Linked DNA regions of Homo sapiens: region 2 is linked to region 1. Evidence: read pairs that join two places in POLR2A ChIA-PET (ENCODE). Cell type or tissue: GM12878. All regions are shown on one strand. Each heading gives the region's core, and the rest is flanking DNA. Links, peaks and the distances in the headings are about the cores only.

The links. ChIA-PET counts read pairs that join two places held together with the same protein. Peaks named below come from ENCODE experiments on the same cell type or tissue, not always from the same donor. Only the 100,000 strongest peaks of a DNase experiment are listed, where the experiment ranks them.
Region 2: POLR2A ChIA-PET joins it to region 1 with 5 read pairs; 9 of 35 experiments call an interaction of 5 or more read pairs at or near these places.

What each region holds. Positions count from the first base shown.
Region 1 is chr11:48,025,803-48,028,611 of GRCh38, forward strand. All of the region lies in intron 1 of PTPRJ (protein tyrosine phosphatase receptor type J), which reads left to right. Among named protein-coding and RNA genes, the nearest start is that of PTPRJ, 47 kb to the left of the region's middle. RefSeq lists an enhancer at 2,778-2,809. In GM12878, for the core only: no CTCF peak of the experiment used is centred there; no DNase peak of the experiment used is centred there.
Region 2 is chr11:47,972,741-47,975,549 of GRCh38, forward strand. No RefSeq gene overlaps it. Among named protein-coding and RNA genes, the nearest start is that of PTPRJ, 6.4 kb to the right of the region's middle. RefSeq lists enhancers at 1,265-1,924, 1,925-2,584. In GM12878, for the core only: no CTCF peak of the experiment used is centred there; a DNase peak (open chromatin) is centred at 1,603.

The sequences.
Region 1 (2,809 bases), core at 227-2,726:
TAGCAGTCCAGTGTTCCCTCCCCCTGAATCCCTCCAGACTGCCCAGGCTGCATCTGCCTCAGACAGCCGGGTGTTCCCAAGACATGCTGCACTTTCTTCCCTCTCTGATTTGCTCATGCTGCTCCTCTTCCTGGAATGCTCATCCCCCCAATTATGGAAATCCCACTCCCCACTCATCCTTCAAAAGGCTCTGGACAAAAGGCACATTCTCCCTGAAGTCGGCTACCCTCCCGACTCTGTAAATTTGGAATAAATCACATCTTTCAGCTTCTATAGCACTCACCCTGCATCTCCACCACAGCCCTTATGACATAGCTGTTGAGAAAGGTCTGTCTTCCTTGGTAGATGATGAGGTCATTGTGGAAGGTTCGAGTCTTACTTACTGTGTCCACAGCATTTGGCTCAGGGCAACAGTCAACAGAGGCTTAGTGACTTAGACACTTGATGGTAGAGTATGGAAAACTGATTCTCATGAGGAAGGTGCTTAAGGTCTTTGGTAAGCCTGGGAAAGGGGCAGTTGGCTGGAACAGAGGGTGTGAGAGGAGCAGGTAAAGCTGGATCCAGCTCTCTTTCAGCCCAAGGCAATACCTAAAACCCTATCTCTGACTTGGAAAGGCAGTATCCTGCTGTCTTCCTGCTGTGGCCATGAGCCTCACTGGGGCTTGACTTGAATGTTAGGACTTTTTTTTTTTTTTTGAGACGGAGTTTCGCTCTTATTGCCCAGGCTGGAGTGCAATGGTGCGATCTTGGCTCACCGCAACCTCTGCCTCCCAAGTAGCTGGGATTACAGGCGCCCGCCACCATGCCCAGCTAATTTTTGTATTTTTAGTAGACATAGGGTTTCACTGTGTTAGCCAGGATGGTCTCCATCTCCTGACCTTGTGATCCGCCTGCCTTAGCCTCCCAAAGTGCTGGGATTACAGGTGTGAGCCACCGTGCCTGGCCATGAGTAGGTTCTTTAGTGGTGATTTGTGAGATTTTGGTGCACCCATCACCTGAGCAGTATACACTGAACCCAATTTGTGGCCTTTTATCCCTCACCTGCTTCCCACCCTTTCCCTCTGAGTCCCCGAAGTCCACTGTGTCATTCTTAATGCCTTTGCATGAGAGGGAAGGCTTTTTAAAGGGCCCTTTTCAAGGTTTGAAATAAGGCTCCATGACAATGGCCTGATTTGGATGGGTCTTGGAATACCCTTTTTTTTTTTTTTTTTTTTTTTTTTGAGACGGCGTCTCGCTTTGTTGCCCAGGCTGGATTGCAGTGGCGCGATCTCAGCTCACTGCAAGCTCTGCCTCCCAGGTTCACGCCATTCTCCTGCCTCAGCCTCCAGGGTAGCTGGGACTGCAAGCACCTGCCACCGCGCCCAGCTAATTTTTTTTTGTATTTTTAATAGAGATGGGGTTTCACCGTGTTAGCCAGGATGGTCTTGATCTCCTGACCTTGTCATCCGCATGCCTCGGCCTCCCAAAGTGCTGGGATTACAGGCATGAGCCACCGCGCCCGGCCCGGAATACCCTTAAAATATAGCCAGAAAGGGCTGAGGATGGGTAAGAACCCAGGATATAGAGTCTTCCCATAAAAGGGAGGGCCATCATGCAAGATGAACAACTTGGTCCTGATATGGATGGGGCTAGAATCTCCGTATTGTTGCTAATAAGGTGGAACTGAATCCCCTCCCTGTTCCCCAACACAATAAAACTTCAGTGTCGTCTGGGTGCAGTGACTCACGCCTGTAATCCCAGCACTTTGGGAGGCTGAGGCAGGTGGATCACCTGAGGTCAGGAGTTCGAGACCAGCCCGGCCAGTGTGATGAAACCCTGTCTCTACTAAAAATACAAAAAATTAGCTGGGCATGGTGGCACATGCCTGTAGTTCCAGCTGCTCAGGAGGCTGAGGCGGGAGAATTGTTTGAACCTGGCAGGTGGAGGTGCAGTGAGCAGAGATCATGCCACTGCACTCTGGCCTGGGCAACAGAGTGAGACTCTGTCTCCAAAAAAAAAAAAAAAAAAAAAAAAAAAAAAATCTTCAGTGCAGGGCCTGTCTGCTCTCCAGGGAAGGCTGCAGTATTGTCAGGTTTGTTTCTTTTTCCCCACAAAACTGCTTCGGAGAGCTCTTAGGTCCCAAGTTTGCCTGCATCCAGGGTCCAGATGCTTCCAGGGTCCAGATGCTTCCAGGGTCCAGGCAGTGAGTGGAAGTGAAGGAGGCTCCTCTAGTGAAAGAAAAAGGCATCCAGTGTTAATAGTATTTCTTCCCAGTTGCATGGGGCTTGCATATTAGAGATAAAGGAAACATCTTAGCTACTACTGAGCCATAAGTGGTCTCACCTTTCTTGAAACATAAGGCCGTCTTGGTTTGTTGTTCTGTTTTGTGCTTTTCACAGAGGCATGGACACTGAAAGACGTTTCTCTGACAGTGGAGATATAGGACTGAAGAGTGACATGGCTTGCAGAGCACTACCTGTCCCCCTAATCCACACTGTCCTCTCTCCTCATGGGCAGCCTGAGAATGTGGACCCAAGGTAGCCCATCATGCAGTTCTTCATGAAATCTGGAAATCTTGGCATTTCATGGGAAATCTCATCACTGCTAAAGTAGGCTTAGATTTGTTTTAAAACCTTGTGTGGGCTGGGTGCAGGGCATTTTACTCTTCTGTGGTAGGAGAGTAGACTGGCCACAGCCCAGCCCAGAATCCTTAACAAAAGGTTAAGCTGCTGGGCGTGGTGGCTCACACCTGTAATCCCAGCACTTTGGGAGGCTGAGGTGGGTGGCTCACCTGAGGTCAGGAGTTTGAGACCAGCCTGGCCAACGTGGT
Region 2 (2,809 bases), core at 262-2,761, 53 kb before region 1:
CCAAAGTGCTGGGATTACAGGCATGAGCCACTGCACCCGGCTATTTTTAATTTTTATTTATTTATTTATTTTCAAATTTTTCTGAGAAGGAATCTCGCTCTGTCGCCTGGGCTGGAGTGCAATGGCGCGATGTCGGCTCACCGCACCCTCTGCCTCCTGGGGTTCAAGCGATTCTCCTGTCCCAGCCTCCTAAGTAGCTGAGATTACAGGCATGTACCACCACGCCCGGCTAATTTTTTTTTTTGGTATTTTTAGTAGAGATGGGTTTTCACCATGTTGGCAAGGCTGGTCTTGAACTCCTGACCTCAAGTGATCTGCCCGCCTCGATCTCCCAAAGTGCTGGGATTACAGGTGTGAGCCACCGTGCCTGGCTACCATATATAATTTTCATTTGCTTATTTAGATTGCAGGTACTTTTCCACATGACACAAATGGTCCAAGTTAATTTAGAGACCGAGGTGTTCTATGCAGCCAGCACAATGTGATTAAGAATTTTTTTCAGCCTGAAAAAAAAAAGAACATTCTTTTCAAGTCTGGAAAAAAATAATTTATTTCTAACAAGCCTGGAGGACCCAGATGCAGAGAAGCCGTGGGCCTCTGGCCTTGCGCCCTTCTTGTCTTTGTACCTCTCAGTCCTTTCTTTGTTTGAGGTGATGGTTCTGCTGCAGGCTTGACTGCCTCCTGCCCACTGCTTGCCACTTCTGGGCTTTGATTTTTTTTGAAATGGAGTTTCACTCTTGTAGCCCAGGCTGGAGTGCAATGGTGTAATCTCAACTCACTGCAACCTCCGCCTCCTGGATTCAAGTGATTCTCCAGCCTTGCCTCCTGAGTAGCTAGGATTACAGGGATGCACCACCATGCCTGGCTAATTTAGTATTTTTACTAGAGACGAGGGTCTCACCATGTTGGCCAGGCTAGTCTCGAACTCCTGACCTCAGGTGACCCATCTGCCTCAGACTCCCAAAGTGTTGGGATTACAGGCGTGAGCCACCATGCCCAGCTCACTTCTAGGCTTTGTATAGAAGTTGTTCTCAAGCCCTGGACAAAAGCTCCTTGCCCTCTAGGCCTCGACTCTCCTTGTCACACACTCCCTGTGTTTTCAGATATCCTGAAACCCTGTGTCCTGGGTCTGTCCTGCCAGACATGCAGGTACTGGGCTCACTGGGGGTTTGACTCAGATCCTAACAGCTCAGGAGGTGGGCTGGGGCACAGAGGCCAGTGGGTTTCTGACATGGGGACAGGGTGGGGACCCTTGACAGCAATAGCCCTGTTTCTGCTCTCCCAGACGTTACAGGGTTTTATTCCCCTGCATTGAAAATCTGGGGAAATTTATGGTTAAAATATGATTGTTGGGTTCTGACTGGGTTGCATTCTAGTCTCTTGCTTTTGGGGTTTGGCATGCAACTATCTCTTTGGAAGTCAAACTTTGTTTCTTATCTCAACACACACACACACACACACACACACACACACACACACGCAGGCACGCACACACTAGAAAAGAATTGGGAAAATGCTTAATGTTGCAAATGCTTGAAATGAGAAACAAGAACAGGACTGCCAAGGCACTCCCGAGCTCTGTGCATGGGCAGGTGACTAAGACAGTGTTTAGAGAGGAACTGAGGTCTGGTGGACAAACATGGAGTTCTAACCACAGCCCAGTTATTAGTCCACAGGAAACATCCTGTTACTATTATAAAGATGAAGTGCTACTTTTTTTTTTTTTAAAGAATTTTCTAAAAGTCTTCCTTTCCATTCTGATTCAGTTCAGTCTGTGAGGCAGAAAGGTCTCAGGGCAGCCATGCCTGCAACATTAGCTAATCAGACTCCCAAGAAACATTCCATTCCGCTTAGGAGGGCTTTGGAGAATGGTTTGCTCATGGTGGCTTTTAAAATACACTGAGGGTTGCCAGGCTGAATGGGATCCCTGCGGGGCTGGTGACCTGGTTCTAGGCTGGTGCTCAGCAGAGCTGCCTCCTGGTGGGTTAGTGGACTTGTTAAACATAGTTGCCTCTCCTATTCCCTGTTCTTGGGGGATGAAGAAGAAAGTCTTGTACTCTATCCCTTCCCATTCTAAAATTGGGGTAACGGAGGCCCAAGAGAGTAATAATATAAGAAATAAGAGCCAACACAGATCACTTTATGTTAACTTGTCTACAAATGTCAAGGGGAGGAACATCATGGCATAGTGGCAAGAAAGATATAGTTTTAGATCCTGGTTTTTGCCAGTCTGAAACTGTGTGACCTTGTGTAAGTAAGTAAGCCTGAGACTCAGTTTCCTTATTTGTAAAATACTGATGATGATGCCTATTATACAGCATTGTTGTAAGGAGTAGAAATAATGGATGTAAAGTACCTGGATGAGTGCTGGCATCCAGTGGGTACCTGATAAGTGGTCTGTATTTATTTATTTATTTATTTATTTTTGAGATGGAGTCTCACTCTGTAGCCAAGGCTGGGGTGCAATGGCACGATCTTGGCTCACTGCAACTTCTGCCTCCTGGGTTCAAGTGATTCTCCTGCCTTAGCCTCCTGAGTAGCTGGGATTACCGGCATGCACCACTACGCCCAGTGTGTTTTTGTATTTTCGGTAGAGACAGGGTTTTGCCATGTTGGCCAGGCTGGTCTCGAACTCCTCACCTCAGGTGATCTGCACCTGCCTCGGCCTCCCAAAGCGCTGGGATTACAGGCATGAGCCACCGTGCCCTGCCTTCTTTCCTTTTTTTGAGATAGGGTCTCACTCTGTCACCCAGGCTGGACTGCAGTGGTGCAATCTCGGCTCATTGCAACCTCTGCCTCCCGGGCTCAA